Linked DNA regions of Homo sapiens: region 2 is linked to region 1. A link is a contact called in ENCODE Hi-C or POLR2A ChIA-PET data. All regions are on one chromosome and are shown on one strand. Each heading gives the region's core, a stretch centred on a gene start or an enhancer-like site at or near the end of the contact. The rest is flanking DNA. Distances are from core to core; before and after follow the strand shown. Region 1 overlaps DMXL1 (Dmx like 1). Region 2 overlaps LOC102723444 (a long non-coding RNA gene).

The links. A loop is a pair of places that touch in the nucleus more often than their neighbours do. ChIA-PET counts read pairs that join two places held with the same protein, here RNA polymerase II (POLR2A). Pooled maps may share reads with other maps.
Region 2: a pooled map shows a loop between it and region 1 (2.2-fold over the local background). The contact joins two enhancer-like sites. A Hi-C loop is called at or near these places in 4 of 50 pooled maps. POLR2A ChIA-PET finds 5 or more read pairs at or near these places in 2 of 52 experiments (CD4-positive, alpha-beta T cell and activated CD4-positive, alpha-beta T cell).

The regions. Positions count from the first base shown.
Region 1 is chr5:119,217,408-119,224,262 of GRCh38, reverse strand. DMXL1 (Dmx like 1) reads right to left here. Exons shown (of 44, transcript NM_001290321.3): 36 at 3,670-3,791; 37 at 3,182-3,323. Among named protein-coding and RNA genes, the nearest start is that of MIR5706, 66 kb to the right of the region's middle. Within about 2 kb of position 3,527, at least 2 of the 41 ENCODE cell types and tissues checked have a DNase peak (open chromatin) inside an H3K27ac peak, as active enhancers do.
Region 2 is chr5:119,337,534-119,344,388 of GRCh38, reverse strand. It overlaps LOC102723444 (a long non-coding RNA gene), which reads left to right. Exons shown (of 5, transcript XR_007058912.1): 5 at 1-4,603. It also overlaps a transcript of TNFAIP8 not described here. Among named protein-coding and RNA genes, the nearest start is that of TNFAIP8, 15 kb to the left of the region's middle. RefSeq lists enhancers at 3,265-3,314, 3,375-3,504, 3,765-3,894, 4,045-4,184. Within about 2 kb of position 4,333, at least 9 of the 41 ENCODE cell types and tissues checked have a DNase peak (open chromatin) inside an H3K27ac peak, as active enhancers do.

The DNA.
Region 1 (6,855 bases), core at 2,278-4,777:
AAACAAACACATAAAATTAAAGGAAAAATTTATAGAACATTTCCAATTTATATAGCATCATAACTACAAATATATGTTATCTTAAATTTGTAGCATCAGTCTCAGGTAGGTTTTGTTATTGTTATTCTTTTGGATTTTAAATGGTTCAATTAGCCTAAAGTTGTGGAGAAGGTGGGGAGTTGGTAGGGAGAACAGAGACTAGGCCAGAGAAAAGAAGAGGGATAAATAAAACTGAAACACATATATTGATGCAGTTATACTCCAAAATAGCAGAAGCTGGTCATAATGATATTTTTTTGCTATTAGTTTTTATCATTTGATAAAATGAAAGGATAAAGAAAATATTTTATCAGTTCTCTAGAAAAAATAAAAACCTGCTGCATATGACTTCTGTTTAGTAAACTTCATATTTAAATTCCATGTTCTTCTTAATTAAAGAAATGCCTGAAGGTTCCTATTCTTGCTTTTGTCTTCTTTTTTTAATATTCACAGGAGAACCATACGTAAAAAAAATATACAAACACAGGTTTAAAAAAGTTTCTGAAAGCATATGTAAAATATGTAAAATCATTATTTTAGAAGATCCATGTAAAAAAGAACAACCTTATTCTACTGGTGTCTTTTTGTTGAGGGTAGAGTGAGGCAATCCGAACCCTCATGTTAACAAATCACAGTTATCCGAAATAAAAAGATGTCCTAAGATTTAGGTAGGAAGAAAATTCAATCCTTAGTGTTATGCCTATGGTAGATTTCTGTATTACAATGCTTTGGAGTATAAACACATTTTTCTGAACACCTACTATACGTCCAATACCATTCTAGTTAGAAATCATCAATCTGCAAGGCAGGCAGAATCCAAGCTCTCGAAGAGCTTAGATTCCAGGGCATATAAAAAAGACAACTTAAGGCAGGGCACGGTGGCTCATGCCTGTCATCCCAGCATTTTGGGAGGCCAAGCTGGGTGCATCACTTGAGGCCAGGAGTTCAAGACCAGCCTGGCCAACATGGCAAAACCCCATCTCTACTAAAAATACAAAAATTAGCCGGGCATGGTAGTGCATGCCTGTAATCCCAGCTACTAGGGAGGCTGAGGCAGGAGAATTGCTTGAACCTGTGGGGTGGAGGTTGCAGTGAGCCAATATTGCACCACTGCACTGCAGACTGGGCAATAGAGCGAGACTCCATCTCAAAAAAAAAAAAAAAAACACAACTAAGTAATGAATAATTTCAATAACTGGTAAGCGCAAGGGATAATAAAGATGATAAAATATAAGGTGACTGGGGGTAGAGTGGGTAGGGGCAAATGCCTTAATTAGGGAAGCCAGGGAAATGTGGGGGGATTTGAGTTGAGATGTGAATGGTACAACAGAGGGATAGAGCATTTTAAGCAGAAGGAAAGTCAAGGGCTCCTGACATAACCATGAGCTTAATAAGTTCAAGAGACAGAAAGAAGCCAGTGTAATTACAGCAAAGAGAATCAGATGTAGAATAAAGGGAGATGAGATGGCAGAAGGTTAAATTTTGTAGGGCCCTATTAATGACTTGTTATTTAAAAGCCGTATTGGGAAATCTGAAATTTTTTAGAAAGCGAGTGACAACCTGAATGATGTTTTAGAAAAGAGTAACTGGCTGCTGCTGTGTAAAGAATAGAAGTAGGAAGAGACCAACAAGAAAGATGTTACAGGAAGAACTATATTGTAATCTCTGAGGTTGGAATTCAAAAAAGTGCCTATTAGTCCTATGCACTTCTTTGGCATATATTCCCTTTGAGTTCTCCTTTAAAAGAATATAATATCAGTAAGTTTTACCAATGAATTGTAACATATCTGTCAGCTGGAAAAATTATTTAACCACCACTGAGCAAGTCATTTCATTTGAATAATTACTAGATTGCTTTTCAAGTTCATTTTAATCCTTAAAACACTGCTACTTGAAATCACTGAACTAAGGAGAACAGAGGGCTTTAAAACAAGCTCTACCATACATTTAACAAAGTGACATAAGTTGATCCACTTGACCTTTTTGGATCTCAAGCTTCATCTGAAGAATGTTTAAATACGAGTAAATAACAACTACAACAGATACTGCAAATTATAAGGTTATAGCAACTATAAAGGAACTCCATTAGGTACAAAATATTACAAGGTATTATTAAAGATAACTCAGATTTTACTTGAACAATTGCTCATACTAATTAATGAAAAATAATTTTTTTTTTGGCCAAGGAAAGCATTCTACAGTACTTATGAAATTCTGAAAAACCCTACCACCTTTCTTTGCTTCTTCAAATCCGTTCATTAGTTCCTATAACCTACGTAATAATAAAGGCTTGGAAGTACAAATATGAATCACATCTCTAGGTAATCAGGGCTAAAAAAGATCCTCCAACACTACAGAAAAATTATGTTTCAGTTCATTATTATATTGCTTTTTGCTTAACTTAAGAAATTATATATTGTTTTTGTTAAAAAAAAAAAAAGAATATTTGTCCTGGCATTTAAAAAAGTGATACTTAATATGGATATAGTTATTAATTGATATCCATTAAAAGATACCTAGACAAGGGGTTAGCAAACCTTTTTTTATAAAGGACTGGATAGCAAGTGTTTTGGCTTTATGGGCATTTACTTTCTGTTGCAGATACTCAATTCTGCCACTGTAGTGTGAAGGCATCCACAGACAAAATGGAAACAAATGACTGGCTGTGTTCCTATAAAACTTTATTTGTAAAAAAACACTGAAATCCAGTTTCATGTAATTTTCATGTGCCAAAAAATACTATGTTTGTTTTTTCAACTATTGAAAAAACAATGTATAAACCATTTCACTAAAATGTATACACCATTCTTAGCATATTAGCTATATAAAAACAGGTCATGGGTAATATTTGATCTATGGGGAACACCTTGCTGAAGCCTGATCTGAACCATGTTTCAAATAATTCTTAATTAAAATATAGCTCTTTGGTTTTCAAGCAAAGTATATTTTTAAAACAATTTATTATTACCCTTTCAAATGAAAACATACTAGTCTTCATTATCAAAATTTACAATTTCCAACATGTAAGACTTACTAAAACTTTAGGAATTAAGAAAAATGTTTTAAATCATCCTTTATCCATTAACCTAGAGGGAAAAATAAAAGTTACATATAACTTAAATTTATTTTTAACTTTACATACCACAGATGCTCCTCTGCCAGTCTGTGTACTACCAAGCCATGGCATGTTGATTGGAGTGCCAGGATTGCTATGTGTATATGGAGTTGTACCTTGAACAGCTGTTAAATCATCACGAGCATGTATAACCAAGAAATCTTCTGATCTATAAAGGAATGTCAACCAGAATAAAAACAACTCATCATTTCTTTCTTTTTTACACTTGAAAGGTCTAAAATTTGAATTTATAGTTCCCTTTAAAATTAATTTTCTTCAGCTCTTATTTGTAACTCACACACAATGACCTCATACCTCAACAATTTCTGTTCCCTTCACTTACTCTTCTCTCAGTTCCCTTATTTAAAGCTCTTGCCACCCCTCATTTAGCACATCAGCTTCTACTCTGCTTACAATCTATACATTGCTTTAAAGAATCTTTTGAAAGTTTTAGTTCAGTAAATATAGTCACTCATATTGCAACATTACTAAATAGAAACAAACTATGAAGGTACCCTTTGGTTTCCACTTCTATATCATCATCTACCCAAGTGTAGACCTGTGTGGCCAGAATTCCAGAAACATCCAGTTCTTGAACATCATGACTGGAAGCGATTGCTATGCAGTTTCTATTTGCCTGAAAAATAAGTCAAATGGTAATTTTAAAAGCAATAGGCAAAAGAGATAGTATATGAGCTGCTTTTGAAAATGGTAGTTTTGAAATAACCTCTAGCAGTGATAACTAAAGTACAGGATATACAGCATTCTTACTTTTAGTGAAATAATAAGCTTCAGTTTGGAGATACGTTTATGTTCTATGAAAAGTACATCCAATAGAAAGCCAGTATAAATGGCAATACATGCAGCATTTTATTTCCTCTCCCAGTACTGTTTTTCTAGACTGCTAGAATGCTATGATCGCTCTAAGGTATGCACAATTCAGAAATGTGGAGGAAGATGCTGAAAAAGATAGGAACCTGTAGGGTACAGAAAGGTGAGGGCAATAAGGAACTCCAAACTAAAAACATAATTATTAATTATTTAAATAAAACAAACTTTCTCCTAAAGCTTTTCAATCTTAGGCAAAAAAAAAAAAAAGAAGTGGGAAAGGGTCACAGAAAAAAGGTGTAGGGGCAGAAATATAGTGGGAGAAGTATGCCAGAAAAAGATCACAAATGAAAAGTTGCTAAGGTTAAATGACATGAAATTTTAAATGCCTATGAATCAAAAATGTACATCTTGGCTGGGGGCAGTGGCTCACGTCTATAATCCTAGCACTTTAGGAGGCTGAAGCAGGCAGACAGCTTGAGCTCAGGAGTTCGATAGTAGCCTGGGCAACATGGCAAAACACTGTCTCTACAAAAAATACAAAAATTAGTTGGGCATGGTGGCATGCACCTGCAGTCCCAGCTACTTGGGAGAATGAGGTGAAACGATTGCTTGAGCCCAGGAGGTCGAGGCTGCAGTGAGCTGACATTGCACCACAGCACTGGGCACCAGGCATGATACCCTGTCTCAATAAATAAATAAATAAATAAATTAATTAATTAATTAAATGTGTATCTTTGAAACAGAAAACAGGAAGATATTGACAGCAAAGAGAAAATAGGATTACCATTACTGTTATGTTAGATTTTAACACAAACTATTAAGAAAAAACTGAGACCTTAGAAATAAATGAAAAAATGATATAGCTAGATTATTGGGTGGTTATTCTCCATGGGTATCCCAAATTCTGCATGTTTTATAAGTGAGTCATGTCTGCCCTTTTTTCTGCAGTATAATTGCCAGGATGTTTGTATAACTATCGTCTCTCCCTCCAGAGCAAAGGGCAAGTATGCTTACTATCGATTATAAAAGATTTGGGTCCCCTAAACTCAGAGATCCTCTCCTGTAATATAACCTACTATGTGTGTAGGTAAGGTAGGTATCATCTGGCCCTCTTCCCGTCATTCTCTGGAAATTGTGGCTCAGGCAACCAGTGTAAAGTGCTGATTTTCTGGTTATTGCTTTTGCTGTTAGACATAAACTGTCCTTTGTCTCTGATCCAAGAGTCGTATGTCTTCTAACAGCATCCACTAAAATGTTTAATGGATCAATTAAATGGACTGTTTAAACAATCCACTGCCTGCCTCAAACAGAACTGTTTCTGTGGCAACAGAAACAGAAAGCTAACTGTTAGTTTTAATTTAAGGTAAAATCTGAGACCCTTCATAGTTTTTGACACAGGTAGTTCCCAACTAAACAAATGGCAAAAAAAATCTCAATGGCATTTAAAAAAATGCAACTTAAAGCAAGAGGTATTATTTCTCAGCTGCAAATTTAGTAAGGATATTAAAAATAGCATATCAGCTGGGTGCAGTGGCTCACGCCTGTAATCCCAGCACTTTGGGAGGCCGAGGCAGGCGGATCACGAGGTAAAGAGATCGAGACCATCCTGGCCAACCAACATGGTGAAACGCCGTCTCTACTAAAAATACAAAAATTAGCTGGGTGTAGTGGTGCACACCTGTAGTCCCAGCTACTTGGGAGGCTGAGGCAGGAGAATCGCTTGAACCCGGGAGGCAGAGGTTGCAGTAAGCCAAGATCGCGCCACTGCACTCCAGCCTGGGCAACAGAGCGAGACTCCGTCTCAAAATAAAATAAAATAAAATAAAGTAAAATAAAATAAAATAAAATAAATAAAAATAGCAAATCTGGGGAAATAAAAATTAAACAGGCATATTCATAGACAGTAACTTGTAGACTTTATATATGTGAATAGCTATTCATTACCAGTACTTATATATAAACCCTCAAGAAGAAAACAACTAGTTTCTTTTATAGCACAGACTATTTTAAATCATATTTTCTTCAAGAAAGAGCAGGTAATGCAGGTATAGATAATTTTTTTTTGTAGAGACAGGGTCTCACAATGTTGCCCAGGCTGGTATCAAACTCCTGGCCTCTAGTGATCCTACTGCCTTGGCCTCCCAAAGTGTTGGGATGACAGGTGTGAGCAACCACACCTGGCCAATAATTTTGTATTTGACATGTATATATAATATCATGTTATACAGATATTACAACTGGCTAAGGGGCTGACTCCAGATTTGCCTGTTTCAAACAGAACTGTTTCTTTGATAACAGAACTGTCTGAAGCAGGCAAATCTGGAATCAGCCCTTTAGCCAGTCATTGCTCAACGGTGTCTAAGAAGGAAATTAAGTGAAGCACACAGAACAACAAAGATACTGTCCAGAAGAATTCAGAGAAGACAGACATAGCACAGAAAGACAGAAAACCAACTGGTGAAAGGATTACTAAATGGGTAATTTCCCCGTATATCACACTTCCCTGTATTACATATTACATATACATATTACAGGGTATGTATCTACATAACATTTAACAATTATTTTAAAATTAGGAACATATGAACATCTTATATATATGTATACAATATCTCCTTTAGGTATCTTCTATGAATACATAAAAAGAAGATACACATATCCTTTAAGTTAATGGAAGGAAAACAAAAGAATAACTAGAAGTCATTAGGAACCATACAGTAAGGCAATTAGGGGAGACAGAAGGGGAAAATGATTAATAAGACAGATTTCAATCTTGGACTATAGTACCTAAGGCCACCTCTTCTGTGAGGAGTGTATAGACATCTAAGGAGGATGTTAAGTAGAAATTTAAGAAATACTAAGAAAATACA
Region 2 (6,855 bases), core at 3,084-5,583, 120 kb before region 1:
TCCTTAATGAATGGCTTGGTGCCCTCCCCATGGTAACGAGTGAGTCCTTGCTCTATGAGTTCATGCGAGAGCTGGTTCTTTAAAAGAGCCTGGTACCTCCTCCCCTCTCTCTTGCTCCCTCTCTGTGTGACACATCTGCTCCTTCTTCACCTCTGCCATGAGGAAAAACTTCCTGAAGCCTCAACAGAAACTGAGCAGATGCTGGTGCCATGCTTGCATAGCCTGCAGAATCAGGAGCCAAATAAACCTCTTTTCTTTATAAATTACTCAGGTTCTTCTTTTTGGCAATGCAAAACAGACTAATACACCAGCTGAAGTACCAACTTCTCACTCTCAAAGAAAGCAATGGCAATGCAAGTGAGTGTGAATGATGCTACTTGAGGCAAAATCATGAATGTGCGCCCACACACACATAGATATGAGTGGTTTGAAAAGGAATCATTCAGAAATTTTTGACACTTGTTTTCATTAACTGGAAATTACTTGAGACAAACCTTATGATGAATCATGACACCCTGTGTGGTCACACAGCGGGGGCAGCTGCTGCTGGTCTATTTTTTCAGCTGTTATATCCGCTTTTTACCCTACCCAAAGCCATACTCAGGTCCCAACTCCTCTTAAAAGCCTACTGAAGCCCACAGTGGACCTATACTTCTACAGTGAACTTGTGCTATACTTAAAGTTGATAATCTTGATGTTAGTTGTCTTTGAGGCAGCTCCATAAGCTATTTAAAACACAAGATTATACCTTGCATTTGTTTGTTCTCCTTTCTAGAGCATACAATGCATGCTGGACACTTTCAAAGCACTATATAACTAATAAAATAATCATTTAATAATTTCATAATACTGAATTATGATAGCATATAAGAATAATCTTAATCTCCTCTTCCCCAAAAAGTACCTTACAAGAAACTATGTACATAAATATCTGCTATCTTCAAAGAAAGAAAACAAGACAAGAAAATCTGCATGGCATCTGCAGAACCGAGGTTAGTAATTTTCGACAATCTATAAAACTATCAAGTTTACAAAAGTTCTGTCAGAAAAGGAGCCAAGAAAAAAATAAATCTGACAGCTGCAAACCTTCTGTTTTACAACATGCACAGAATGGACGCACTTCCTTCGACATCCTTATAAACAGAGTGCCGAGCAAATGCAAACATCCCCGGTAGAAGTCCAGTGGACTCCAGACTTAATTAATGGATTGTGCTTATCTTTACAGAGGCAACCTTACTAGCCACCTATCAACCCCACCACAATTGCTTTAGGAACTATTAATAAGATGGATTGAACAAAATTCCATTTCAGTTGATGGCATTTCCAGGGCAAGCAAGACACCAGCAGCGGCTGCCCACTGTAGAACAGCAGCAATCTCACCATCCTCGGATTGGAAACTTTGTTTCCTTTAAGTTAAGAACTAACATCCGGCACTGGACCACCTGAATATTTAGACTAATAAATCCCAGATGGGAATTCCAGACACCTCTTTGCTAAAGACATGCAGGCGATAAACATTCTATTAAGCAAGTCTCCTAGGAGTGAGCTTCCCTTCAGAGACTGAAAAAAGTAACGCCAGCCAAAGAAGAGGAAGAGAGGGAGAAAAGAAAGAAAAATGCCCCCAGGTAGAGAATAACCAGTCAGAAGTGAAGGCTGAAGACCAATGGCTATGATGGTTGGGTGACCAATGGAGATTCTTTGAGAAAGATAACTTAGTAACATGACTAGAGATAGCAGCCAAATTGCAAGAGGTTGCAGAATGATCTGGTGTTGAGAAAGCAGAGACAGCACTGGTGGACTATTCATTCAAGAAATTTTCCTGAAGGGAGTAAGTTGAGAGAGTACCCTGAGGAGAAAGCATTATCAAAAAAAAACCCTGCAAATTTAGCACAGCTTTAAGTGGCTTTGAGGAAGGAATATGACATTCCCATAACTCTCCCATTGGCCAACACCAAATACGGGGAAGCAGGGTGACACCCAGCTCTTACAAAAACACATTTGCAAGAATTTTCGTGGACTCTGACATGGGTCTGAATAATGCAAATTTAAAAAGATAAAGTCAAAACCTTCTTCATGTTCAGTGGCTGGTGCTGGTTCCGCAGCTCTAACCTAAAGGGGACAACACAAGGTGCTATCTCTGAGAGGCTACCAAGCCCCAGATTATGCTCTTAGCAGTACAGGAAATACTATCATTAGAAGGGTGATACCTTGGGTTAAACTCTGATTTTCTGTTCTACCATCAGGTTCTTTTAAAAACACTAAACATCCCTTGGAGGAAAAGCCGGTGGATGACTAACAGCTAAGAGTAAAGAATTCACTCATCTCTTTGTTCCTTCCCTTCAGAGATGAGGACTAGAGGGCACCCCAGATAGGAAACAGAGATACAGAAATTAAGGCTGTTACAAGGGTAGGGAGAAGAATGAACACAAACTTGTCCCATTCCCAGTTCTGCCCTGGCCACTAACCCCATGCCTGCCTAAGACCAAGAAGACAAAGAGGACTGAATATAGCCAGCAGACAACTTGCAAAGCAGAAGTGAGAGTTTCAAATGATTAGGGTTCCTTCTCTTCAGTGATGCAAATTTTTTTAAATGATGTAAAATACTCAGAACTGTTTTGATTGAGATTTCCATCTCTACTTCTCTAAACAGATTCAGCCCCTAAAGGCCAGGAACCAAAAAAAAATGACTTCCGTGAAGATATGATTTCTTTTGATGTGCTTCCAATCTGTGGGTGAAAATTTTGGTGGCACTCTTATCCCAGAGTTAGCCAGTCTTCTCATCTAAGGCAAAAGCTGAAATCAAGTATATAAATGAAACTATAAAAGGCTCACATCCATAAATACGGTACCTCTGAGACTGAGCAAACACAGCAGTGATAGTTGAAGTCAGATGGCTTATAGCCCAAGGATCGTAAGCTGGTAGCCTTGGGACCGAACCCACCTCATGTAGTTTTTTGTTTCTTTGTTTGTTTTAAGTTTTTTAACTGAACTTCAATGCCTTTAGATGAGACCTGTTGTTTCTAAATTTACCACAGGTCTCACGACTTGAGATTGTTCACATAGAGCACTATTTACACATTCATATTACTTGCCTGGTTCCTGTGGACATTTGAGTTTGGGACCATTGACTTATATAGACTAACATTAAAAACAAATAAGCAATCTCTCGCTTAGGTGGAGTTCTGGTGCTGTTTCAGAGCAGAGCACTGGAGGGTTATTGAGCAACAGGATCACTAAAAAACGATAAACCACAACAGTGTGCAACACCATTGTAATCAGATTTAAAAAAAAAAAAAAAAAAGCAGGAGACCAAAAACACCAGTGAAGCTTACCAGCCCTGAATAAAAGGTGTCTACGGCTTTGAAACCGCTTTATAACAGAAGTACCTGCCAGGAGTCACTGAGCTTCCTTCATGTGCACCGCTCCCACAATACCCCGACATCTGGATGTCCCAGAACACAAGCCTGGCAGCCAACATCCAATTCTGGTTCGGCAAAGGAAACGACCCCTCTATTCGGTGAACTAAGGCCATAAATGCACTATCTGTGGTATCCAACTAAAAATACTCAACTTGGTGCAATTCAAACCGCCACTCAGCCAGTCCAGCCACTTGGTGGCTATTTAAGACATCTGCAGCACATACCACAGAAACTGTGCCATCACCTGTCTGTTCATATGTCCGGATATGGAGGACCAAAGTCCCCACCCCTACCCCCACCTCAGCTCTCCATGACACTTCCTGCCACACCCTGCCCAGAACCCAAGAATCGGAAAGCTAATGCTCAAAGGAAGGTTTCGAGGTTGTCTTATTCAATCTCCCCATTCCTCAAACTTGTTCACAAATGAGAAAACAGGCCCAGCAAGTTGATATGGTGAGTATCTTAAGAGGAACTATTAATAGAATTAAATCTCCAGGACCTCCATGGTGGCCTCAGGAGCTCAGAGCTCCTTTCTGCAACCAGCCTCCCGGGAGCAGGGCATGCCTTTGGGCACAGTGGTCCTCTGCAGCCTAGCCCAATGTTCCTGAATCGAATTTCTGTGACCCACATGGGCAGTCTAGCTCACTCAAGTTCCTTGTTAGGGTCTGGGTGAAAGCCCCCCTGGTAATAAAGGGTTCCTCTGCTCTGGCTGGCCCCCTGTGCGTATATTTCCACACATTTCATGTGGTGGGGAAGATTGGCTGGCTAGGGACAACGCTGTGGAGTTTGGAATCCGATACTCCAGCCACAGATTTCATCTAAAAGATAAATGGCTACCTCTTCTGCTCCAACTGACTTACCACAAGATGGTGTTTTCTTGTGTCACTGTGACTTTCATTTTCACCAGCCTTCTGAATGTTGCCCCAGACCCTTCCCCTGCTCTAGACAGCCATCCTCCTGGAGCACTCATCTAGAGAAAACTAAATGAAACTCTCTATGACTGATTGCCCCATTTCATTTATTTGTGTGCAGCTTCCAAAGCTTTACATTATCCACAGCCCATTTATTTCCATTAAAATAGATAAAATAATTAATCAAATATGGTGATTAAGGTCATAGTTATGAAATGTAAGGCCATTCTTTGCAGAAACATATGGCCTTATTAAACAGTTTTTAAATACAAATTATATTGGACTTCAGTGTTTTATCGGAGCATGTAATTACCATAGATTGAAGAGCTGTCTATAATTAATTTGCTCTACTTCTTATTCTCATTGTTCAACTTACCAAACCTTCTAGTACCTTGGTGATGCTTTATCGACCTCTGAGAATCCCTTTGTGATCTGCAGTGCTACTGTGGTTCACAAAATCTGTGTTCTTGCTCTCCCTGATAGCATCTGACATTTGTCATCAGGGGTTGGCAATCCCATATACAGGGCCCCATTTACTACATACCATAGCCAGTCACCAAATTAGAGAAACTCAGTTTAAAAAAAAAAAAAAAAAAAAAAACACCACAAGAGGAGACCTGTGTAGTAGACATCGTGGCTGACCCAACAGCATGTCCATTTCTCTCTCCCTGGGTAGCAATCCTGATCATTTTAAATAAATCACAGAAATCCCATACCCCCTTGCCACAGAGTGACGAGTTTAGGCAACCCAAGCCTAAGCCAATCATCACAGCAGATGCCATAGCCAATAAGCTGGTCACTGAGGCATCAGAAATGTGTTGGGGGCTTCTGGAAAAAGTCACTTGCTTCTCTGACACAACTACAAGAAGCCAGTTCTCTCTCTCCTTCTGGACAGTGTATGGTGGATATGAAGTCTAGAATTGCTGTAGAATTTTATCAACATCAGAGACGCCAATTCAGGATGAAGCTCAATCACAGAAGGCAGAAAATGGGGCCTTTTTTTTTTGTTTTAAGAGACAAAGTCTTGCTCTATTTCCAGGCTGAAGTGCAGTAGCACAATCATAGCTCAATGCAGCCTCAAATTCCTGGGCTCAAGACATCCTCCCGCCTAAGCCTCCTGAGTAGCTGGGACTACAGGTACACACCACCATGCCAGGCTAATTCTTTTTTACTTTTTGTATATATAGAGTCTCAGTCTCACGATGTTGCCCAAGCTAGAAAATAGGTTCTTGACATCACTGAACTGCTAAATCAAAACTTTGTTCCAGTTATGTGAGCCAACAAAAAAATCTCTTTTGTATGAACAAGTCTAACTTGGGGTTTCTCTTTCTTGTACAGTAAAAGCCACAACGGATGTAACATCCTGGGCAGCTAAGGAGGAATAGTGCATGAAAATTTCTAATCTTGCTGCTGGCTTTACAACATTCCCAACACCTGAAGGACAGTGAGTGAAGGAGCCCAAGGATGCACAACTGATCAATGCTTTTGCCCATTTCCTCAAGCCTGCTGTCCAACAAAGGCCAGAGGGTAGCCCGAAAGCCTCCTCTCCAGCAGGGCCATGTCTGGCCTGTCTGGTGACTGATAGCAGAGAGCAGAGTCCTAAGGCTGGGGAAAAATGGGTGGATGCTAAGACACCACAGAGGCACAGATGGGGTAGGGGGTCTGTAAGGTAGGACCTGGGTCCCTGATCTTCCTCTCCGACTCACAGCTTGATGCTGCCCTACCCTTCCTGACGGGGCTTCCTGATAATCCCCATGTGAGAATATCCTTGTCATACTGGGGGTGGCTGCCTGCCTGACAGGAGCAAAAAGGACAAGACTTGTAGGGTGTGACTAGGTGCTGAGAAGGTGTGTGTGTGTGTGTGTGTGTGTGTGTGTGTGTGTGTGTGTGTGTCAAAGTTCCAGATTCCAATCTGGAATAAGGAGCCAGGAATGAGGATGTCAGGTCTGCCCTGGGATCTCTCCCAGGAGCTGAAGGTGTGGTGAGGAGCTCAGGGGCACATGTGGTGAAGGGGAGGAACATTATTCAGCAGTTAGCAGGAGAGGGGCAAATCAGCGGAAAGCCCTGGCCTATTAAGGTCTGGCCAGATTTTTGTCTTAGAATGTGCTCAAAGTCCACCTGCGGCTCCGCAGACAGCAAACTGCATTTCTGCACTTCTACTTGGCAGTCTTACAGCTGAGATGCTGAATTCCAACAGAAAGATTTTCTGGAAGCTGGGGAAATCAGTTAGGGTGTTAATGAGGCTTTCTTTGGTGGCAACTTTAACTGAGCACTCTCATTCTCCATCTCCCACATGCAGCAAATGCTGTAATGCTCCAGTTTAGATGGTAAACAGGAACTGGAGAAATGCTTCTTGTCAAGCTTTCTTACGGCCTACTGCTCACGGCAGCCCCGCATTAATATCTGCATTTCTGCATGTACTTTGTTGTCCTATTAGCCTTGGCATTTTTTATTTTATTTTTTTTTCTGGCTGCTAACTTCCAAGCACATGACCCTGAGTTTTGATAACGAAATTACCTCCAGCA